2 separate regions of the Mus musculus genome follow, and region 1 is linked to region 2. The links are chromatin loops, found by intact Hi-C in ENCODE. Cell type or tissue: left cerebral cortex. All regions are shown on one strand. Links, peaks and the distances in the headings refer to the core of each region. The heading gives the core; the rest is flanking DNA.

Region 1 (12,347 bases), core at 3,762-8,761, 140 kb before region 2:
TTACTATCATAGGCTTCAGCCTTCCTCAGGGCCTTCCTGGCTTCTTTGCTCCCTCCTGCTCCCTGGCAGATGCAGAATTTGGGTTTGCCCCTGGCCAGGAGTTGCCTAGCCAGATTGTGGCAAAGCCAGGATCTAAATGCAGGCATCTGGTTCTGCCATGCCCACCCTCCAGTTCCTTACCCTGTCTGGAAGCTCTTGCCCCAAGGAAGCAAAGCTGATCTATGTTTCTGCCCCTGTGGGGCAGATACTCTACTGGAGAAGACAGACAAGAGGCATCTAAGTGGGTGCCACAGGCAGCCTCTTTGTGCTGTTATAAACAAACCAGAGTTGACTAGCCGGACACTGGTAAGGGTGCCTGCTGAGAAGAGTGTCCATGGGGGAGGTTTCTAAATGAAGGCACTGACAAGGAACCTGTGCAAAGGCCGGGGCAGGGTCATATCTAGCATGTTTGAATGATAGCTAGGAGGCCGTGTGGCTAGAAGGAGGTAGAAGGGAGGGCATGGGACCTGGCGGTGCCATATGGCCTTGCTAGCCACCATGGCACTTGCTCCTTTCTCTCCATCCCCCTTGAAAAGCTGAGAAAGGATATGCCCTGCTCTCCTGGCACCCCCTGGTGGCTGTAGATGGCAGTGGGAAGGCACCAGGAAGACCTTCCAGGATTGTGTGGGATGAAGATTTTGGTTTGGTTTGGGGTTGTTTTTTCTTTGTTTCTTGTTTTTTGAGACAGGGTTTCTCTGTGTAGTCTAGGCTGTCCTGGAACTAGCTCTATAGACCAGGCTGGCCTCAAACTCACAGAGATCTGCCTGCCTCTGCCTTTCGAGTGCTGGAATTAAAGGCGAGTGCACCACTGCCCAGTGGTGGCAGGATGAAGATTTTTATTTAGAAACAGCTCAGTGTGGTGGTGCATGTCTTCAATCCCAGAGAAACAGCTAAAGGCTGAGCGTGGTACACTTTACTCCCAGCACCGGTGAGACAAAGTAGGCAGATCTCTGTGAGTTCAAAAGCTATCTTCAGCTACATAATAAGGTCCTATTAGAAAAAAGAAAGAAACACAGCCAACAATTTTTGTGCCCTCGCCTGTGCCAGGCTCCACTACTGTATGACTTCTCTCAGCCAAAGACAGTTTCTGGCTATCTCCAGGTCCTAGTTATCTCTAGGCTGTGTTACCTCCCCAAACCTCAGTTTCCTCTCTGCAAAATGAGAGTGGGATTCAAGAGGCTGTCTCAAACTGGGAATTGTTGGCCCCAGGGGGAGTGGAGCACTTGTCCTCACATCTGCCTGGGGCCCTGTGTCCACAGGGCGGCGGCGCAATGTGAACTGCCTGAAGAACGTGGTCATCTGGTATGAGGACCACAAACACCGCTGCCCGTATGAGCCACACCTGGCTGAGCTTGACCCAACCTTTGGCCTTTACACAACGGCTGTGTGGCAGTGCGAGGCTGGACACCGCTACTTCCAGGATCTACACTCCCCGCTCAAGCCCCTCAGTGACTCAGAGCCTGACAGTGACAAAGGTGGGTCTGCAGGGCAAGGGCACTGCGTAGCAGGCACAGGGGCCTCTGCACACTTCCCTTGTGGGTCAGGCAGGACTGTGGCACTGGTGGCTTTAGGACAGTAGCTTGGACAAGCCCTTTTCAGGACTTGCAGCCTAAGTCCCTGCCAAGTTGAGCAGAATTTTGTCCTCGTGTGTACTAGCAACCTTTTTAAGTTCCCTCCGGCCTTTCAGCTCTCTCCTGCTCACTCTCTTTCCCACCCTTTCTCATCTTGCTCCCCTCCATTCTCATCAGCTGGGTTACTCACTGGCTTCCTTGTAAGAGTTTATGCTTTGTGGTTTTGTGGTGTTTGTTTGTTTTCCATTTGCTTTGGGGACAGGGTCCCATTATATAGCTCTGGCTGGCCTGATTTGGTATTTTAGACATGCTGACTTGAGACTTACACTAGTCTGCCTGTCTCTGCCTCCTGAGCGCTGGAGGTAAGGTGTGCACCACCACACTCAGCCCTGTTTTGTGGGTGTTTGTTTGTTTGTTTTTTAAGATTTATTTCTTTATTATACATAAGTACACTGTAGCTATCTTCAGACACGCCAGAAGAGGGCCTCAGATCCCATTACAGATGGTTGTGAGCCACCATGTGGTTGCTGGGAACTGAACTCTGGTCCTCTGGAAGAGCAGTCAATGTTCTTAACCTCTGAGCAGGCTCTCTAGCCCCTTCAGCCTTTTTACTTTTGAGCTATGGTCTCACTGAGTCACCCACACTGGCTGTTAACTCTCTAGCTCAAGTGAACCTCAAGTTTGAACTTGAAATCCTCCTGCCTCAGCATCCTAAGCAACTAGGATTACAGGCCTGGGCTGAACTCAGGCTTCTTTCCTGTCCTTGATCTTCTGTTTCTCACTGTGGTCCCTTTTTCTCCGCTACTACCCCCTGCCTCTTGAGTCTGTCACACTTTTCATCCCTCCCTCCCTCAGTTCCACACAAGTCACACTAGGCTAGCTGCCCACAGAGGCTGAGAGGGACTCCCAGGAAGGCCCAAGTACATCCTGGTGTGGGCAGTGAGGATGCTACCTCAGGACCTGGCATGGCTGACAAGGCCTATAGGGAGGGCCAGTTGCCAAGTGCTATGGCAGCTTGAGGGTGGAGCTAGTCTGTGCTGGCAGGCATCACCAAGCAGGTGGCATCCCAGCTGGCTGAGGAGAAGCTGGGGTGAGAAATACTCCTGATGGGTCCACACCCACAGCCACCCTGCTGGGCCTCGGCCAGTCTCCAGAGGGAAGGTGTCCTGTGCTTTTGGTTAGCACCCTGCCCTCCTCGGCCTGCCACTCCTCAGTATGTCCTACTGGAGGCCCTGTCCCGGGCCATCTGACTCCTCCTCATAACTCTGTCATCTGTCCTGCCATACAGCTCTTGAGGAAGCCCAGGAAGATTGAGACTTGTCTATCTTGTACCTTCCTAGGCTGCGATGGTGTCACCCCAGACCAATACTGATCTCCATAATTGGGCTTTGGGGAATGAGCCCTGTGATCCATTAGCCATGTCTGCCCAGGCAGGAGTAAGGAAATGTCTTTGCTCCTATCCTGGCCTCTTCCCCAAGCACCTCTCCCTACATCTGGGGTGGTAATGCCAGAGTCAGCCCGAGAACCTTCTACTGGAGCCGTGAAGGAAATCCAGAAGCACACAGATGTTTTCTTGGTTGGTGCCTGGGACCAAAAGCTTTACCCTGCTAGGCAAGCTGTCTACCTTTGAGCTATTTGGAAGCTGGATATGGGGCACCAAGTTGTCCATGCTGGCTTTGAACTAGCTATCTTTCGGCCTCAGTCTTTTGAGTAGCTGAGGTTTCAGACTGGCACCCCCCAGGCCCATTGTGATCACATATCCTTCAGGAAGTTGCTAGGAACTGAGAAGTTATAGGTGTCGGGAAGGCCTGTTCCTCTTCGTAACCATTCTGTGGCCCTGAATCAGGTGGTGTCTCCATGCCTATGTGAGTCACCTGTCACTATAATGAGTGCCTGAGACCGTCAACTTAGGAAGAAAAAGGCTTGTCTAGGCTTCAGAGGCTCTGGAGATGTTGGAACCTGGTACTCAGGGATAGATAGCAACAGAGGAAGTGCCTGCAGAAAAGAGCCACTCGCCACAGCCTCCACCATAGAAAGCTAGAGCAGGCAGAGGTACTGCAGTTTCCTTCAGGGCACACTTGTGACCCGGGACCTCAGGATCAGCCTGCCTGATAAAGGTTCTACCATCTTCTAATGGTGCCATCTCGGGGACTGTGTCTTTAAAGCAGGAGCCTTGGTGAACACTTAGCCAAGCCATAGCCATGAAGCAAAAAAAAAAAAAAACCAAACAGAATGTCAGAACCCCATCTACTCGTTAGGTCTGTCTTCTTAGTAAATGGCTCCAGTGTCAGTTAGGCTGATAGCAAAATGATTCTGGGACCTAGAGTGGTGCTGTGAAGGCAGGCCATGCACATGACTGCAAGTAAGTACCAGCCCAGGCTCTGGAGCCATAGAACTCAGGGTACCAGACAGCATGCTTCAGTTGTGTTGTGGGCATAGTCAAAGTCACAGTCACTCGTGGCTCCCTCAGTCTCTTTGTGAATTTTAGTATTTTAGAAGCAAATGCCTAATTGACATGTCAGGGCCCCTTGGCTTACTGGTGGCCTTCTGGGAATGGGAGGGGTGGGTAGGTGGGTGTCTGTGTGTCTGTGTGTAGAGGCATCAGATTCCCTGGATCTAGAGGTATAGGTGGTGAGCTTTCTGACATGGGTGTTGAGACTGAACTCAGACCTTCTGCAATAGCAGTACATGCTCTTAACTACTTCTCTGGCCCAGTCAGTAAACAAAATAATCAGTACAGCATCAAATACTTTAGGAGAGGTGCTGTTGGAGGCAGGTGATCAGGGTACCTCCCTGGGAAACTGAGTAAGCTGCCTGACAGCCCCAACCAATGCCAGAGAGAAGGTTCTGGCAGGCAGCTGGGGTTGCAGGTGCAAAGACCCTGAGGCCAGAACTTGTGTAATGTCCCTGGAGTGAGAGACCTAGAGAGGAAATGAAGGCAGGAGGCAGGGAGATGACTTGGGACACATAGCATGGGCTGCAGGTGTACACTGAGTGCCTTCAGAATACTTACTAAAGAAGACCTGGCCTCACAGTGACACACATTAGGACTTTTTTACTTTTGTGTTTTGGTTTTGGTTTTTCGAGGCAGAGTTTCTCTGTGTAGCCCTAGTTGTCCTGGAACTAGGTCTATAGAGCAGGCTAGCCTTGAACTGAGAGATTTGCCCACCTCTGCCTCTTGAGTGCTAAAATCAAAGGTGTGTACCTCCATACTCAGAAGTTTTATACTTTTTAAGACATTGTGTGTGTGAGTGTAGGTATGTGGCTGACCATGGCATAACATGTATGTAGAGGTCAGAGGACAATTTGCAGGAGTCACTTCTTTTTTTTTTTTTATTAATTAATTTATTTTTTATATGTAAGTACACAGTAGCTGTCTTCAGACACTCCAGAAGAGGGCATCAGATTTTGTTACAGACGGTTGTGAGCCACCATGTGGTTGCTGGGATTTGAACTCAGGACCTTCGGAAGAACAGTCGGCATTCTTAATCACTGAGCCATCTCACCAGCTCCCAGGAGTCACTTCTGTCATGTAACATGTAGTTTTTCCTGGATAGACTCAGCTTGTCATTTACCCTTAGAGCCGTCCCCCTGGCTACATCACAGTTACTATTGCATGAAGCTCTTGTTTCTCACAAACCTGACAACCCTAATGTACTTGTTCCCAGTACCTGGGGACTCAGGGACTTTTCATCCTGTGACTCTAGCTTCCTCCTGGGCCTACCTGGCTAGATGGTAGGGACAGGGAGGTAGACGCTTGACCCAAGGGAAACTGTATCTGCTGCTCTATTGGCTGGAACCAGTGCTGGGTGGTATCTACTTGTTGCAGGGCATGGGAGATGGCTGAACAGCAGAATGGACAGGAAAAAGCTGGGTTTGAGAATATCCAGCTTGTTTCTTGTGAGAAGCAATAAGCAGATTCCCAGGAGCTAGGGGACCAAGCTGCTCCTGTTGCAGGAATGCTGAGGCTTTGACCAGCATCTGTAGAGATTGAGAAGAGACAGTTGGGCTGTGGGTGGATGGACTTTGGATCCAGTCCCAACAGGTTTTGCTGACAGATTGGAAGTGGGTGTGAGAGAGAAAGTCAAGGAAAGCCCTAGGACGTTGGCTTGAGCCACAGGAAGGACAGGACTGCCACCCTGTGAGACAGGGCCACCTGTGAGCAGAGCTGCACAGGCTCTGTCGGAAGAATGTCTTGTGAAGAGGATCCCAGTGTTGCTGAGTGGATTCTGAGAAGGGGCAGCAGAAAGTGTGGTACCAAGAACTTGAGGCTCAATAGGGAGACCCAGCTCCTCATGAAAGCATAGAGTCACCAGGACATTGATACAGTCTATGTTGTCATAAGAATAGATACAGTTCAGGAGCTAGGGACATGTCTGAGATGGTAAGGCGCTTGCTATGCAAGCGTGAGAACATGATTTCAGTTCCCACAGCTCCTGTAACCCCAGCAGTGGGAGGATGGAGACAGGAGATCCCTGAGGCTCACTGACCAACCGGGCTAATCACCAAAATGGTGAGCTCTGTTGAAAGAGAGACTGTCTACAAAAATGAGTTGGAACTAGACATGATGTCAGATATCTTTAATGTGGCACTGGAGAGGCAGACGCAGGTGAATCTCTGTGAGTTCAAGGCCATCTTTGTCTACAAAGTAAGTTGTGGGCCAGCCAGGACTACATACTGAAACCCTGATTCAAAAATAAAATAAAAATAAATAAAATAGGTAGAGAGTTATTGAGGAAAGTACTCAATACTTGTTGGTTTCTGACCTCCTTATGTATCTGTACATATGTGCATACAAATGCAGATACATAAACATATGCATGCAAAATGGATGCAGCCTGTACTCTGCACCCAGAGGCTCCAAATGCACTGCTTCTGTCTGCATGCAGATTCAGCCATCCAAGAACTGGAGGGCGTGAGAGTGAGAGGCAGCATGCACACCCTCGGCCCACACACAGTGTAGTGTGGGCCTCTTTTCTTATTGGTTCCTTTTTCTTCCTGGTTCCTTTCTTTCTTTCTTTCTTTCTTTCTCTCTCTCTCTCTCTCTCTCTCTCTCTCTCTCTCTCTTTCTTTCTTTCTTTCTTTCTTTCTTTCTTTTTGGTTTTTTTTTTTTGGTTTTTTGAGACAGGGTTTCTCTGTGTAGCCCTGACTGTCCTGCACTCTGTAGACCAGGCTGGCCTAGAACTCAGAAATCTGCCTGCTTCTTGCTTCCGGAGTGCTGGGATTAAAGGCGTGCGACACCACTGCCTGGCTTCTTTTCGGTTTCTTGAGATGCTTAATCCTTACTTTGTTCTGTTTGCTTTTGTTTATTTGCTTCTGAAACAATACAGTATTGAAAGAGTAATTTGTATTGTATCAGGCATTATAAGTGATTTAAGGCAAATGGGGGAGTGTATATAAGTTCTATGAAGGTTTACAACTTATTTAATTTTTATTACATTTATTTGTTGGGGGAGTGTGGGTGGCATAGCAGCACTGTTGTGGATGTCAGTATATCAGAGGACAATTTAATGGGTGTTGGTGATTGACATTCCACTCTGGGTCCTGGGAATCAAACTCAGATCCTTACTCTGAGACACATCTCAGTGTAGCCCTGATTGGCCTGGAACTCACTCTGTACACCAGGCTGGCCTCAAATTCACAGAGATCTGCCTGCCTCTCCTCCCATGTACCACCATGCCAAGCTTCCCTGCTTATTTTTTGAGACAGGTTCTCATGTATTCCAGGCTGGCCTTGAACTCATTATATAGCCAAGAATAATTGTGAACTCCTGGTCCTCCAGTCTCATTACCACAGTGCTGGAGGAACAGCACCACTCCAGTTTACGCAGTACTGGAGATGGAACCCAGAACCTCACGTGTGCACGGCAAGCACTCTACCACCTGAGCTGCGGATACAGCCTTGCAAATGCTACATTTACAAAAATTACATAGGTTGGGCATAGTGATGCGCACCTTTGATCCCTGCACTTGGCAGGCAGATACAGGTGGATCTCTGCAAGTTCGAGGTCAACCTAGTCTATGGAGAGACTTCAGAAAAGCTGCGACTATCTAGAAAAACCTTGTCTAAATATGTGTGTGTGTGTGTGTGTGTGTGTGTGTGTGTGTGTTTGCCTGCATACATATGTGCACCATACACATATCCTGTAAAGGCCAAAAGAATGTCTCTGATCCCCTGGAACTGGAGTTATAGCCAATTATGAGCTGCCATGTGGGTGCTGGGAACCGCACTCTGGTCCTCTGCAAGAACAGCCAGTGCTCTCAACCACTGAGACACCTCTTTACCCCAAAATTGATCAAAGATTTTGGATGTCAGCTTGGAATTCAAGAACCAATCCCCTCTGCAAAAACTTCTAAAATCCTTAGAATTTCATGAGTGTAAATGTTGTTTTTTTGTAAATTAGTCACACAATGAGTAGTTCCTTGATTTATTTTTACTTTATCTGTATGTATATGTGTATGCCTGTATTGTGTATACATGCATTTTCGTGTTTCTGTGTATGTACATGCACATGGGTATTTGTGTGTATGTATGTGAGTACATGTATGTATTTGTCTTCTCTGTGTCTTTTTGTGTATATGTGTGTGTACATGTGTATGTATGAGAGAGAGAAGAAGAGAGAGAGAGAGAGAGAGAGGGACAATGAGGTTGTGTAACCTCAAATCCTGCCCCTACTGACATACTTCCTGCAGCAAGGCTGTATGACTTAAACTTCTCCAAACAGTGACACCAGCTAGGGACCAAGTGTTCAAGTGCCTCAGCCTATGGGAACATTTACCACTCAGATCACCACATCTGGGTTCCAGGAACCAACTCAGGTAGCAAGACGTGCATGGCAAATGCCTTTAGCCATCTCACTAGTTGATACACAGAAATTTAAAGATTTGTTTTTATTTTATGAGTGATTAGTCTTTGTACGTAAGTATATCACATGTGTGCAGTACTCATAGAGGCTAGAAAAGGCTGTCATCAGATCCCCTTCAACTAGAGTTACAGACTAGATTGAGCCACCATATGAGTGCTGGGAACTGAACCCGGGTCATCACCAGTGAGCAGTCTTTCTAGTCCCCGTGCATGGTATTCTCACATGGGCTCTGGGAGTGGACCCCAGGTCCTTGTATATATAAACAAACACTTTAAGCTGAGCCACCTCCCCAGCTAGTAACTGTCTCCTTTCTTCTCCCTGCAGTGGGCAGTGGCCTGGTGGCTGGCAGCTCTGACTCATCCAGCTCGGGCTCCAGCTCTGACTCGGAGGAGCCTCCTGAGACCCAGCCAGCCAAAGCCTCAGCTGCTGCTGCAGCTCTCACCCCTGCCAGCCCCACGGGCAGCAGTGGGCTTATCACTCAGGAAGGAGTTCATATCCCCTTTGACGTCCACCATGTGGAGAGCCTGGCTGAGCAGGGCACCCCTCTGTGCCAAAACCCTGCAGGCAGCGGGCCTGAGGCCCTGGAGACGGTGGTGTGTGTGCCAGTTCCCATGCAAGTGGGCACTGGCCCCGGCACCCTCTTTGAGAACATGCCCCAGGAGGCACTGGGTGAGGTGGTGGCCAGCTGCCCGGTGTCAGGCATGGTGCCCGGCTCCCAGGTGATCATCATTGCTGGTCCTGGCTATGACGCTCTCACAGCCGAGGGCATCCGCCTCAATGTAGCTGCTGGCGGCGGCACTCCCAGCAGCAGCCTGGGTGAGGAGGTGCCCTGTGCCATGATGGAGGGTGTGGCAGCCTACACACAGACGGAGCCCGAGGGCACTCAGCACAGCACCATGGATACCACCTCTATAGCCAGCATTGAGACCAAGAAAGGTCTGGGGGTGCCACTGTGGCCTTTGGCAGGGGTTGGGAAGGGTGGCAGAGGGAAAGGAGTAGCCCTCGAAGTGAGCTCCTTGACAGCCTTATCCCCACAGACACCACCCCGTGTCACCCCGTAGAGAAGGAGGACCTGTATATGCTCAAGGAGGAGAAAGAGGATTCAGTGGCCCCAGAGCTGGCAGAGCTGGCAGCCACGGTGCCTGAGAATGCAGAGGCAGAGGCAGAAGTGGATGGAGAAGAATTGGACAGCAGTGAAATGTCAGCCATCATCTATGAGATTCCCAAGGAGCCCGAGAAGTGGGTGCTAGGGTGGATGGGTGGGACCAAGGGCAAGGGGCAGCTGCAGGTTATAGCCCACTGGGGACTGGCACCCTGATGCCACAGGCCCCTTCTCTCCAGGAGACGGCGGAGCAAGCGGTCACGTGTGATGGATGCTGATGGCCTGCTGGAGATGTTCCACTGTCCATACGAGGGCTGCAGCCAGGTGTATGTGGCTCTCAGCAGCTTCCAGGTGAGGCCACCCCCCAGGCAGGCCTGTTGTTGGGTCCAGCTGGCCTGGGCCATGTGGCTGCAGTAGAGGGCTCTACCAGGTGTCAGTGGTGTAGGGCCTGCCTCCATGAGCCCATTTCTTCACAGCTGGCCTTGCTTGACTTCTGACTTCCTCGACCCCATGTCTGCAGACATAGGTATAGCCAACCTGATCTGGCCAGCATCTCCCAGGTCACGCTCTTGATCTTGGCCTCAGGCACTAGCCATGGGAGCGCCAGATTCTTCTATAATTAGAACTTTCCCCATAGCTCACCTTCTATAGTGTGGATAGTATACCCTAGGGAGAGGCAGAGTGGTGTTTCCTCATCACTTCACACAAAAGGCCGCACCAGTAAGCCTTTGAACTTGCTGAGAATGTTTTAAGCACCTAGGCTGTTCTCATGGGTTAAAGAAAGAAAAAGAAAAAAGAGAGAAGAGACTCAAATCTCCCAGGGGCAGTCCAGCACTTGAGAGGCATCAGCCAACTTTGTGCTCTGGAGCCTCGGTTTCCTCCCAAGTACTGGGCAGGAGCCTACCGAGGTTAACTGGAACTGGGCCAGGACTGGAAAAACTGCTTTTTGACCCCAGTACTCCTGTCCAAGCTGGACACTAGGATGCCTCTTTCACTTCCTGGTCTAGGCCAGCTATGGCTTATGTCCTGGCTACCTGCATGTCTCCCCACTTTAACAGCCCCTTCCCCCGTGGACCCATGGCACCCACTCCTGCCCCTCTCACCCCTAGAACCACGTCAACCTTGTGCACCGAAAAGGGAAGACCAAAGTGTGTCCTCACCCTGGCTGTGGCAAGAAGTTTTATTTATCCAACCACCTGCGACGCCACATGATCATCCATTCAGGTCAGGCCCTGCCAGCTAGAACCCATAGGCCAGGTGTAGTGCACATGTGTAAATTCCAGCGTTCAGGAAGCCTAGGCTGTACCCGTGAACTCCCACATTTATACCTATACCCGGCACTGGTTTTTATGTGCAGTTGTCCTGAGTCCCGACACGAGTCATATGCAAGCTCATTTTAGCTTGGCAGTTGACACCTTGTGTCAGAAGCCCTCTTCCTACCTGCTGTCACTCCAGTGGATGTTGGTGCCCGGGTGGGGGTGGGGAGAGCTTGCTCCTTGTAGCCACCTCTACTGGGCGGGGTCCTGAGGCCGCTGCCACCTGCAGGCGTCCGCGAGTTCACCTGTGAGACCTGCGGCAAGTCTTTCAAGAGGAAGAACCATCTGGAGGTGCACCGGCGCACGCACACTGGGGAGACGCCCCTGCAGTGAGTGTCCAGCGCTAGGGAGGGAGGTGACCTGAGCGGGTTGCAGGGGAGGCTCAGCCCGCGGTGAACTGCCTTTGGGCCCCCTCTCCTGCTACGCAGGTGCGAGATATGCGGGTACCAGTGTCGGCAGCGTGCTTCGCTCAATTGGCACATGAAGAAGCACACAGCCGAGGTGCAGTACAACTTCACGTGCGATCGCTGCGGGAAGCGCTTCGAGAAGCTGGACAGTGTCAAGTTCCACACGCTCAAAAGCCACCCGGACCACAAACCTACCTGACGTGCCCATGCCCATGGACCTCAGCCTCTATTTATTTGTACTCTTGGACATTATGTCCAGACGATCAGAGCCCTAGATAGCCAGCCACAGGGGCTGCCCCAACCGCAGGCCGGAAGGAGGCATTCCCACTCTTCCCTGGGCAGGTGCCCCACCCTGCCCCATCACATCCCACCCATGGAGCTGGCACATGGGATTGCACTGCTGAACTGTGTCAAGAGCACAGAATGAGATTAAAGTGAAAAAAGAGTTGCCCTTCCCCTAAGCCTGGATAATTGTGGGCACTGGGCATCCCTTTGTGACCAATTAACCTGCTCTCTTCCTGACCCAGGCTAAGTTGGGAGTGGCTACCTTTGGATAACACACGAGGATCTTTCCTGTTAGCCTCTGCTCCCACGGGTAGGGGATGGGGGCTAGAATCCTGATGCCCACACCTTCCATCCCTTACAGAATGTTTGTTCCTGGCCCAGAGAATTGTGGGAGGAGCTAAGCTGTTGAACAAACATTTGGAAACTCCAATGTAGACAGCATCAGGCAAAAAATGGAGTGATTGGTTGGGTTAGGAACCTTCCCTGAGGAGGTGGCTTTTGCTCTTAAACTTGAGTGACAGAGAATCCATCCCTGTATGGGAGGACTCAGTGTGTTCCTGGAACAGGACACCGTGGCATAACAATTGCCTTGGACCCACTGCGTGCGGGGAGACTCATGAAGAAGTAGGTGCCACCACCAGGTGGTGCGCGAGCCGTTTGTCTATTCGGACGAAATAGTAGCTGACACGTGACCCAGGGGAGCACAGCCGCGAGCTCTGGCACGTGCCCTTGGGAGCCTTGCGGCGCCACGCGCAGATTGGT
Region 2 (12,347 bases), core at 3,665-8,664:
ATACCTAGAGCCTTGCACATGCTAGGTTTACAATCTACAAGGATATGAGGTTTGTTTTTATTTTTTTACTTACACAGACAGTAGTGTCTTTATTTTTTTGAGACAGGGTCTTGAACCCGGTATGTGGAAGTGAGTTTGAACTTCTGATCCTCCTGCCTCCTGAAATCACAGACATGTTCTACTACACATAGTTTTATGAAATGTTGGGAGTCAAACCCAAGGCTTTGTGTATGCCAGACAGGTACCCTACCAAATTAGCTCCCATCACCTGTGATTTTTTTTTTTAAGATTTATTTTTATTGTTTTGTTTTTGTTTTTGATAACAGAGTTTCTTTATGTTTCCCTACCTGTCACTCAGTGATCCACCTGCCTCTGTCTCCCAAGTGCTGGGGTCAAAGGTGTGCACCACCGCCACTGGGCTTTGGTTATTTTCATTTATGTCTTTAGGTAGGTATGGGCATATGTGTGTGGGTACCCTTAAAGGTCAGAGGTGACAAATCCTCCTAGAATTGTCATTACAGACAGCTGTGAGCTGCTCAGAGTGAGTGCTGGGAACTGGACGCAGTCTCTGCAAGCTGTATGCTCTCTTAACTGATGAGCCACTCTGCATCCCCAAAGGTGTAGCCCAGGCTAGACTCAAACTTGTGATTCTCCTGCTTCTGCCTATCGGTGTGTGCCACCGCCATCAGTTCAAGTAACATTGTTTGGAAAGGGGCAAAGAAAGGCCTCTTTTTCCTATTGAAGACAGAAGTGATCACTGGGCACCCTTGAATGGTGCACACATGCTGCACACATCCTAGCTTCTCCCGGCAGCCCTCTCTGTCCAGCCTTATCTTCTCCACTAGCTCCTGTTTCCTCTCTGCCCAAAAGCTGGGCCTCCTGCCAAACTGGAGTGACTCAGCTGAGCCGAGGCCCTGACCTCAGTTCATTGTTGAGAAACTAGACGGACTGGGACTCTAGGTTTCCCCAGGCCTGTCTACACATTCCTCAGCCACAGCGTAAGAACCAATCCCTGCAGCTCGGCTTTCCCCACCCTCTCTCCCTCTGCTCTTGAAGTTTTGAGATGTGGGCGGGTGAGCCCTTACTGTGTTTCAAGGGTAACCCCATCAATCCAATGTGGTGGTGTACATATGCACATTGTCAACCCAGGAGGAGGGAGCCTGTGCCAGGGAGATTGCCAAAGTTCCAGGTCAGCCTGGACTATGTAGTAAGACCCTGTATCAAACAACAACAAAAACAAGCCAGGTCCTTACCTTTAGTTCTAGCGTTCTGGAGTCAGAGACAGGAGAATTTCTCTGAGTTCAAAGCTAGCCTGGTCTACATAGAGAGTTCCAGGACAGCCAGGGCTGCAAAGAGAGACCTTGTCTCAAAACAAAGCAAAACAAACAAAAGCAAAAAAAAAAAAAAACCAATTAACTAAAAGTAAAAATTTAAATACAAAGACCAAGGCTGATGTAGTGGAGATACCTGTATACCCTCTTGAGAGGTGGAGGTCAGGAGTTCAAGGCCAGGGTCACTTACATAAGGAGTTTGAAACCAACCTGAGCTACTGAGAACTTGTCTCAACCTGCTCCCTCCAAAAGAATAATCTTCTAGAGATCAGAGAGGATTATGGGTAACTGGTATTCCCCCAGGTGTTTAATCATTTCCTGTTGGTCCAGTGTCAGTTCCTTGGGTCTGAAATGGAAGCACAGAAGAGATGGGTCCTGTATTAGGCTGTGTGATTTTGGGCAGGGAGAATCAAAGAACAGTTAGTGCCGTCTGTCTTAATTTTGGGGAGAGAAGATGGGTAAGCCCATCATCCCAGCTATTTGGGAGGCCTAAGCAGGAGGATTGCAAGTTTCAGGTCAGCTTTGGCTATAGAGCGAGGTCCACTCCAGCCCAGGCAACTCAGTGAGACCTTGACTCAAACTGAAAAGAGCAGAGGCTGGGCCGTGACTTGGACAGAAGAGTGCTTGCTGTGCAAACATGAGACCCAGGTTCGAGTCCTCAGCATCCATTCAGACACCAAATACAGAGGTGGTACACATCATGGGAGGAGATGGGAGTCAAGGGTGGAGACAGGCAGATCCCTGAAGCTCCTTGGCCAGCCAGTCAGCCTAGCTTCGTGAGGTGGTTCCAGGATTAATGAGAGACACCATCTCAAAAACTAAGGTGGACGGGTTTAGCAAGCTGCCTAGCCTGGTGACCGTCTGCGTTGGCTCTGGGAGGGTCTGCACAGTGGAAGAAGAGAAGTGACTCCCTCAAGCTGTGGTCCAGGCTGCACATACATACTATGGCATACACACACACACACACACACACACACACACAAATAAGTAAATTCAGTAAATTAAAAAACAGAAAAGAAGAAAATAGTGGGAAGCCCAAAGGGTAACTTCTGCCCTCCACAAAAACACAGACACATGCACCTGCGAGTATGTATTACACACCTATGATCACATGCACCTGCGAGCACGTGTTGCACACCTATGATCACATGTACCTGCGAGCACGTGTTATACACCTATGATCACATGCACCTGCAAGCACGTGTTGCACACCTATGATCACATGTACCTGCGAGCACGTGTTGCACACCTATGATCACATGCACCTGCGAGCACGTGTTGCACACCTATGATCACATGTACCTGCGAGCACGTGTTACACACCTATGATCACATGCACCTGCGAGCACGTGTTGCATACCTATGATCACATGTACCTGCGAGCACGTGTTGCACACCTATGATCACATGCACCTGCGAGCACGTGTTGCACACCTATGATCACATGTACCTGCGAGCACGTGTTGCACACCTATGATCACATGCACCTGCGAGCACGTGTTGCACACCTATGATCTCATGTACCTGCGAGCACGTGTTACACACCTATGATCACATGCACCTGCGAGCACGTGTTGCATACCTATGATCACATGTACCTGCGAGCACGTGTTACACACCTATGATCACATGCACCTGCGAGCACGTGTTGCACACCTATGATCACATGCACCTGCGAGCACGTGTTGCACACATATGGTCACCTGCACCTGCGAGCACGTGTTGCACACCTATAATCACCTGCACCTGCAAGCACGTGTTGCACACTTATGATCACATGCACCTGCGAGCACGTTTTGTACACCTATGGTCACATGCACCTGCGAGCACGTGTTACACACCTATGATCACCTTCAAGCACGTGTTGCACACTTATGATCACCTGCACCTGCGAGCACGTGTTACACACCTATGATCACCTGCAAGCACGTGTTGCACACTTATGATCACCTGCACCTGCGAGCACATGTTGTACACCTATGGTAACATGCACCTGCGAGCACGTGTTGCACACCTATGATCACCTGCACCTGCAAGCACGTGTTGCACACTTATGATCACCTGCACTTGCGAGCACGTGCTGCACACCTATGATCACATGCACCTGCGAGCACATGTTGCACGCATATGAACAAGTACACATACCACATCTGCACAGGAGGAAAGAGGTCTGTGGCTCAATAGTAGACACTCACACTTTGACTGAGGCCCCAGGATCAGTCAGTTCTCCGTACGAAAAAAAAAAAAAGCTTTTGCTTTGGAGAAGAGGTTTCTGTGCTCAGGGAGCAGTGGGAGAGAAGACGAGAAAAGGCCGTAGATAGAGTCTTTCCTAAGGGCTGCTGTTTTCAGGGACCTCTCTGGCCCGTGAGGATGCAGGTCCCTAAACTTCCCAGCCACCCTTACCTCACCTCCCTGTCACTCTGTCACTCTCCCCAGCTTTCCCTGCTGCTTCTGAGCCTCACACTGGCCACCATCAATGCTCGCTGGCTTGAGGCTCGCACCACGGCTGTCATGCGGGCCCTGCAGAGCATAGAGAAAGAGCGGGGCCTGGGGACAGAGGTGCCAGGCAACTTCCAGGGCCCTGATCCCTACCGCCAGCTGCGGGACAAGGACCCCAAGTACAGTGCTCTACGCCGGAAGTTCTACCACTACCATGGCCTGTCTTCCCTCTGCAACCTGGGGTGCCTGCTGAGCAATGGGCTCTGCCTTGTGGGCCTTGCCCTGGGACTCAGGAGCCTCTAACACAGACCCTGTGTGTCAATAAATGCTTCTTTGGAGATGGCCATGGTCATTTTTTTCACCTCAGGAAAAGCCAGGGGTGTGTGTGTGTGTGTGTGTATACACATGTGTAGCACTCAGAGCCTCAGATTGCCCATACCTGGTGACATGACACATTGGAGTGTGAGCTATTGAAGTTCCAGCATGTCTCCTCTAACAGTGACCATATATTGTGTAACTTCTGTATACCTGGCTCAGCTCTACCCACTGCCCTTCCTGTGTGTTACTGCAGCAACAGCAGGTTCCCACCTCCCAGGCATAATCATATTTCCGATTCTGCCGACACTGGAAGTGACATTATGACTTTCTTTGGCTGATGAGATGTGAGCAGAAGTGTTTACTGGCTGGAGAGATGGCTCAGTGGTTAAGAGCACTGACTGCTCTTCCAGAGGACTTGAATTCAATTCCCAGAAACCACATGGTGGCTCACAACCATCTGTAATGGGATCTGATGCCCTCTTCTGGTGTGTCTGAAAGCAGTGACAGTGTACTCATATAAATAAAATAAATAAATCTTTTTTTAAAAGCGTTTACAAGACAGGCTAGAACATCTTTCCTTAGCCCCTAGCATCCATTCCGAGCTGTGAACCTGGGTGAGTGATATCCTGAAGTCTTTGGGGACTGCTTGTTTCTAGGAATAACTCAGCTCTTCCTAGCTAATACTCTCCGGCACAATTCATGTTAAATCTTTGGAGGCAGCTCTTGTTCCCTTAGGCATCTGAGTGAGCAGTGACGTTCAAGTTTCTGTGTGGTAATGGTGTGTGTGATAATGGTCTGTGTGTATGTGCTTTGAGGCAGGGTCTCTAGCTCAGGCTGACTTGGAATCCTGTGGCCCAAGTTGGCCTGAAACTTGAGAATTTTCCTGCCTCCACCTCTCATGTACTAAAATTACAGATAGGAGCTACTATATCAGTCTCTATATTTTTGAGACAGGCTCTTATTACTATGTAGCCAATCTGATTTAAAACTTACTATGTGACCCAGCTAGCCTCAAATTCATGGCAGTCCTCGTGTCTCAGCTTCCTAGTACTAGGATGACAGAAATACACCATTTCACCTGTTTAGACACACATGCAGATAACTTTGGAGATGGAGTCTCTTCTGAGTTCAGGCTGAACTTGAAGTTACTACATACCTGAGTATGACCTTGAACTCCTGATTTCTGTCTTCCTCTACCTCCCAAATTCTGGAATTACAAATGTTAGCTACCATACCTAAAAGTCTGATTTTTTTTTTTTTTTTTTTTTTTTTTTTGAGACAGGGTTTCTCTGTGTAGCCCTGGCTGTCCTGGAACTCACTTTGTAGACCAGGCTGGCTTCGAACTCAGAAATCCACCTGCCTTTGCCTCTTCCTCCCCAGTGCCAGGATTAAAGGCATGTGCCACCACACCCGGCTCTGTTTGATTTTTTACATTTATTTATTCTTTTGTTTATTGCATGTGGAGATCAGAGGACAACTTGTGGGAATTGGTTCTCCTTCTACTCTGTTGGTCCCTGAAACCCTCATATCAGGCTTAGTAGCAACTGAATTCGAAATCTTGCTGTGTGGACTCTGGCAAATATCTACTTTTCTTTGATCCTCAGTTTCCTTATTTATATATATGAATACACTGTAGCTGTCTTCAGGCACACCAGAAGAGGGCATCAGATCCCATCACAGATGGTTGTGAGCCACCATGTGGTTCCTGAGATTTGAACTCAGGACCTCTGGAAGAACAGTCAGTGCTCTTAACTGCTGAGCCATCTCTCCAGCCCCAGTTTCCTTATTTCTAAAACATGTTTTAACTCCAAGAGCCCTTAGGCATGTTGAACAGAAGAATCTAGCACCCTTTAGAGCCAGACTCCTCCCACGTGGAACGGGGATTATGCCTAGGATTCAGGCCAGCACTGGGGAGATAGAGTAACCACTCTCTATATAAGAAGCCTTGGGCTCCATCCCTAGCACCGTGTAAAGCAGCATGGCTTTGTACACCTTCAATCCCAGACCTTGGGAGGTGGAGCCAGGGGAATCAGTTCACATTTACTCTTGGTACTTAAGGAGTTTGAGGCAAGCCTGGAAAACAAACAAAAAAATTTTAATTTTTAGAATTTTAAATTTTATTTTACATGAGTGTTTTGTCTGCACCACGTGGGCTCTTGCAGTTTGATGAAGTAAGAAGGGTCAGGTCTCCTGGAACTGGAGTTATTAGACACCATGTGAGTCCTGAGACTCAAACTCATATCCTCAACAAGAACAAGTGATTTTAACCGCTGAGACATCTCTCCAGCCCCCAAAAGTAAAAGGAATAAAACTATGGTTACACTAATCTTGTTATGAACCACTCGACAGAGGGAAACATTGAGGTTGAGAGAGGTTAAATATGTCAGGAGTCACAGTCCTAGAAAGGGGAGATGGGAATAGAACTCAGCTGCTGAGGTTTTCCTGTTAACACAGAATGCATAGAAAATGTTTTCTACCTCTAGTTAGGAAAGAGAGGCTCTGATGGGACTTAATGCCTCTTCCCGCTCCTCTGGGCTCTAGCTCAGGACCACAGACTTGCACTCCCAGATCCCTACCACCCCTCTCCTACCATACTACCAGGTCCCATCCTCTCAACTCCCTGCCCACCTCTGACGCCTCTTGAGGTGGCCCCGCCCCTGCCAGACCCCACCTCCGCCTGCAAGGCTCGCCCACTCAGCTAGGACTTTTGTGGCGTCCAAGCCTCCGACAGGCCACGCCCATCTCCTGGCTCCGTTGGCGGCGCCCACACCCGTAAGACCACGCCCACCGCCGGGCGCCAACTCTCAAGGCGCCCCGCCCCTTCTAGGCCCCACCCGCTCACCTCGCCTAGTCTTCTGCGGCCTCGCCCCCTCCGCCTGGGCGGAGCCGGCGCGGGATCCGGGTGTCAGTGTTGGCAGCGCCGGCAGCTGTGGGGCGAGGGTCGCAGCCCTGTGCGGGGCCGTAGCAACTTCGTGGGCGGATCCTGGTGTGCAAGGCGGGACCCGAGGTGAGCCCAGGAGCGAGTGCACCTGCCAACCCGCTGATACGCGCGTGCACTATGACAGGGTTGAACTGGGGTCCGCGCGAGCCTGGGTCCCGCACCCCCTGTCAGTGCTGCTGGCTCTTCTGGGTTCCCCGCACCCGGCAAGCTCTGCGAACGGTGGCGGGGTGGGCGAGAAGCCCAGCTTGGGGCCGAGCGACGGCGCCATATGGTGATGGGGGAGGCACTTGCTGGTGCACGCAGTGCAGTGACTGTTCGGGTGCCAACCTTGAGGGCTAGGGGACCCCTAGATGGCCCAGAAGAGAAGCCGTGGTGGGGCGGGGGCCAGCCTGGAGGCCCTGCCCGACGGACGCCTCAAACCCGTTCTCCCGGAACACAGGGTGGGGTTGGCTGCGTTCTCCTTAGAAATGCACGGAGTAGAGAAACAGAAAACACCGAAGGCCATTGAGAAATACTTTTGCTTGGGCTTCGGAGAGCAGCTCTAAGCTAGACAGCTGGAGAAAGCAAAGTGGGGGCGGGGGTGGGGGAGAGCTTGGAAGAACACCCTAGATTTGGATAAAACAGAATGCTGGAGTGTGGGAAGATATAAACAGGAGGATATGGGGTGGTGGGTTTTGCAGTCATTAAGTGGCTAGGATAATTCTCTTGGATTTGATGACTTTCAGTCCTGTCTTTGTGGACCATGGCTGGGGTGAGTCAGCTTTGGCCAAGAGGGAGCCAGGCCCGGCCCCTTTGACAAATAAAATGGTAGATACCCACTTGGGAGCCTAACTGGGCCTTTAAACCTTATGTTATATATATAGAAATTACCCTCACCCTGGGAGACAGGGAAAGGGTTACAGTGGATTTGGAGAGGACAGGACAGCACCCCAGAGGCAAGCACCAGCTAAATTCAACATCCAAGCCTTGATGGAAGGGGCTCTGTCTAGCTGGCAGTCACACACACACCTACACACCTGGCCATACCAGCTGCTTGCACTGGGCAAAGTCCAGCTTGCAGCCCGTGCAACTTCCTCACCACCACGGCCCCCCAGCCCCAACTGGCCCTGAGTTTTCACCTGTTACCTGGTCCTGCACCTGAAGGGAGAAGATCTGAACCTTCCACTATAAAGGTTCCATATTTCTTTCCTTTTTCTCTTTCTCTCTCTCTGTCCCTCTCTCTTTCTTTTTTCCTTCCTTCCTTCCTTCCTCCCTTCCTTTCTTTCTGAGACAAGTTCTCATATAACCCACCCCAGTTTGGTAAGGAACTTCCAATGTAACGCAGGATGGCTTTGAACGCCTGGTACTCTGTTTCCACTCTGTAGTGCTGAAATTACAGGTGTGCACATCACACCTGGTTTGCTGGGTGCTGGGGCTGAAAACGCAGGTGAGTGCTCTACTCCCCAGCCCTCAGCCTCACCTTTGTGTAAAGATTAAATAGCAACCACAGCCCTCTCACTGTGGTGTTTCTTTCTTATGCACAGCTGTGTCTCTTCAGAGACCCATGCCTGGTGCAGAGACTCAGCAGAAGTTTGTTGATGAATACCACAAGGATCATTAAGAAGGGCACAGTGGTGCACACCTGTAATCCACAGCTCCAGAGGCAGGGATCCACCACATGGGGAGTTTGAGGTCAGCCTGAGCTACCTGAGATCTTTCCTTAAAGAATAAAAGTGGAAAAAATGAGAAGGAGTAGAGAGATGGCTCAGCTGCTAAGAGCAGTTCTTTCAGACAACCTGACTTAGATTCTCAGAGCCCAGGTCAGGCAGTTTACAGCTGCCTCTAACTACAGCCCCGAGGTGGAGCCACGTCCCTGTCAACCCCATACACCAGTCACATATGCAGCCTTAGTCTTACTCCAGAGTGAGACCTTGTCTCAATAAATAAATAAAAATAAATAAAACTTTAAAACTAGGGCTAGGGGATGGCTTTGCAGGAAAAGGCACTTGCTGCCCAGCCTGATGACCTGCGTTTGATCCCAGATCCACGTGTCGGAAGATGTGATTCTTGAAACCAATGGACCCATAGACTCACCCTTACGGAAGCTGCCCTCTTACAGGAGTCCCCTCTTTGACATCAGGATTTCTGGTCTCCCCTCCAAGCAGATCCCACTGAGATGGCATCCGCTAGTGAGCCCCCTGCCAGCCCAAGAGACGCTGCTGACCAGAACTTTGACTACATGTTCAAACTGCTCTTGATCGGGAACAGCAGCGTGGGCAAGACATCCTTCCTGTTCCGCTATGCCGATGACTCCTTCACCCCTGCCTTCGTGAGCACAGTGGGCATCGACTTCAAGGTCAAGACGGTCTACCGACATGACAAGAGGATCAAGCTGCAGATTTGGGTGGGCTGAGTAGTCATGTGGGGAGTGGGAGGGCAGTCAGTAGAAAACCCCAGCACACACACACACAGAACAGCTTGGGGCCGGGAGGCGTCTTTTATCCCTGAGGGAAGTCCACCAGGGTGTGGGAGCATACCTCCCCAGAGCATCCTGGGGAGGCACAAGGTGGACAGAAGGTACTTCTTGGAAGTATCAGTGACTAGTGAGGTATCATTTGGGAACCATCTTGACTCCCATGGGGCTGCCAGGCTCAGTGCTACATCCTGTCCCTAGTCCGGTTGTTGATATCATTACGGTGACAAAGGGACCAGAAGCAGATCAAGATGATGGCCCGAGGCCCAGATGGCTCTTCTTTGTGACTGTTACATGGGTTCTCGGAAACCAGGTTAGGAAGCTCATAGATGAGGGACAGCCCTGCACAGTGGAGTCCGTCCAGGGAAGAGCTGAGTCAGAACTGAGTTTTCAAGATGGGACACGGGGGCTGGTGCTACACGGCCGGCAATGCGCATCAGACTGGGCCATGAGGGAACACCAGTATTCCTCCAATCAGATTGGACTGTGAGGGCAGGGCCATACCTCTCTGTCACACTAGGCCTGTGAAGGGAACACCACTCTTCTCCTATCAGATTGGGCCGCAAGAGTAGACCTGTGTCCCTTTCAGGGTCCCGCAGAGTCAGGTGGGGAGCAGGTGGCCCCTACCTAGCTGACTGACTGCTGTTTGCCCAGGACACAGCAGGCCAGGAGCGCTACCGGACAATCACCACGGCCTACTATCGCGGAGCTATGGGTTTCCTGCTCATGTATGACATCGCCAACCAGGAGTCCTTCACCGCGGTGCAGGACTGGTAAGCACTGGCCAACCACTGACATGCCACGCGTGGGCTTTCATTCTCCCCCTCCCGATCCTAACCTCACTCTCAATGTCTACAACTCTCCAGGGCTACGCAGATCAAAACCTATTCCTGGGACAATGCCCAGGTAATCCTCGTGGGGAACAAGTGTGACCTGGAAGACGAACGGGTCGTACCTGCTGAGGATGGCCGGAGGCTCGCCGATGATCTTGGTTAGTGCCCAACCTCCTAGCTCCATACCCTGTCTTCACCCTTGAATCCCAGTCCCACAGTGGTTACATGAGGATCTCGGGGCAGAGGGATACCAATGTGTTGGGGCTAGGGAGATGGCTTAGTGAGTAAGGGAGTAAGAATGCTTCTGTTGTACAAACATGAGGCTCTGGTTTAGAGTCCCCAGCACCAGCATAAAACACACACACACTCTCGAGCACACACATGCACACGCACACCTCCATGCCTGTAACCCCTGCACTGTGGAGGACTGGGATGAGAATCACTGGTACTTGCTGGCTGCCCTGGTAGCTTTAGGTACAGTGAGAGACCCTGTCTCAATGGAGTGTGCCTCCAGTAGAGACTCATATACCTGCACACAGATGTGCACATACACCAAACACATACTCCAAGATAGCCCATAGACATACCCATATATAAGCTGTGTTTTGGGGGATATATACCCCTTCCTGGGAACCTAGCTGTTTGACCTTGGAGACCTCTTATTTTTCTTTTTAACTTCTATAACAGATATTAACATGCCATAGTTTTTGTTTTTGTTGTTGTTTTGAGACAGGGTCTCACTGTTTTATATTGGCATGGAACTCAGTTATGTAGGCAAGGCTAGCCTCAACATCACAAGGGACCCACTTGCCTCTGCCTCCCAAATGCTGGGATTAAAGGCTTGTACTTACATGCCCAGCATCTACTACCTATCTTCTATGCATTCTGGAACTGGAGTGAAGTGATTCTGGTTTTTTGTTTGTTTGTTTGTTTGTTTGGTTGGTTGGTTGGTTGGTTGGGTTAGTTTGGTTTGGTTTGGTCTGGGGAGCTGAACCCGGGGCTGCCTTCACATTAAACAGACACCCTACCACTGAGCAACACCACCAACCTAGGCTTGTCATTGTTTGTTTGTTTGGACAGTCTCACTAGCCACACTGAACTGTGAACTCCTGACCCCTCTGTCTTAACCTCCCAGATTGCTGGAACTGCAGGCTTCCCCTTCATGCAGGATATCGATTTGTTGTAAGATTCCCTGTGAAGATCCACGTGTAGTGGCTCTCACCTAAATTATACCTAAATGCTTCAGGAACTTGCAACCAAATTGCAGGTAACCTTCACCTCGGGATACATAATGAAACATTCTCTTAAGCAGACAAACAAGGGCTGGAGAGATGGCTAGGCAGTTAAGAATATTTCCTTTTATTGCAAAGGACCTAAGTTTGATTCCCAGCACCTATGTGACAACTAACAACTGTTTGCACATATATGCAGTCAGGCACACATACATATGCATAAAATAAATCTTAAAAATTAAAATAAATTAATAAACAAGAATCCCAAACTGTTGTAGGGTATAGCTCAGTTGGTAGCATGCTCACCTAGTATGCATGAGGCCTTAGGATTCCATCTCCAGTAACACACACAACAAGGTATTGTGGTATATGCCTCTCATCCAGGAAGCAGAGGCAGAGGCAGGAGGATCAGGTTCAAAGTCAGCCTAAACACATAATGAGTTCCAGGCTACACAGGGCTCCATGAGACCCTGTTAGAACCAAAGAAAAGACACTTAGAAGGCATAGGTTCAAGGCCGACCTGGGTTGCATTGCAAGTTCTAGATCTGGCAAAGCTATAATAGTGAGACTCTCTTCAAAAGAAAAGAGCACGCCGGGCACGTAGTGGCACATGCCTTTAGTCCCAGCACTCAGGAGACAGAGGCAAGCGGATTTCTGAGTTTGAGGCCAGCCTGGTCTACAAAGTGAGTTCCAGGACAGCCAGGGTTATACAGAGAAACCCTGTCTCTAACCCTCCCCCCAAAAAAACAAAAAACAAACAAACAAACAAACAAAACCATAACAAAAAGAGAAGTCCAACAA

What was found. Peaks named below come from ENCODE experiments on the same cell type or tissue, not always from the same donor. Only the 100,000 strongest peaks of a DNase experiment are listed, where the experiment ranks them.
Region 1: a loop joins it to region 2, with 3 times the contacts of the local background. A loop is called at or near these places in 1 of 42 quality-filtered maps.

What each region holds. Positions count from the first base shown.
Region 1 is chr9:22,054,868-22,067,214 of GRCm38, reverse strand. Zfp653 (zinc finger protein 653) reads left to right here. Exons shown (of 9, transcript NM_177318.3): 3 at 1,299-1,514; 4 at 8,800-9,411; 5 at 9,537-9,714; 6 at 9,817-9,928; 7 at 10,687-10,801; 8 at 11,123-11,222; 9 at 11,322-11,804. The coding sequence ends at 11,499. Among named protein-coding and RNA genes, the nearest start is that of Elavl3, 9.0 kb to the right of the region's middle. In left cerebral cortex, for the core only: no CTCF peak of the experiment used is centred there; DNase peaks (open chromatin) are centred at 5,652 and 6,442; H3K27ac peaks cover 687 bases.
Region 2 is chr9:21,912,770-21,925,116 of GRCm38, reverse strand. Rab3d (RAB3D, member RAS oncogene family) reads left to right here and starts at 6,934. Exons shown (of 5, transcript NM_001324531.1): 1 at 6,934-7,095; 2 at 9,174-9,412; 3 at 10,136-10,254; 4 at 10,348-10,472. The coding sequence starts at 9,185. It overlaps Tmem205 (transmembrane protein 205), which reads left to right. Exons shown (of 4, transcript NM_178577.5): 4 at 3,768-4,108. The coding sequence ends at 4,073. In left cerebral cortex, for the core only: a CTCF peak has its summit at 5,747 (motif pointing right); DNase peaks (open chromatin) are centred at 6,836, 7,345, 7,779, 7,993 and 1 more place; H3K4me3 peaks cover 1,968 bases; H3K27ac peaks cover 2,241 bases.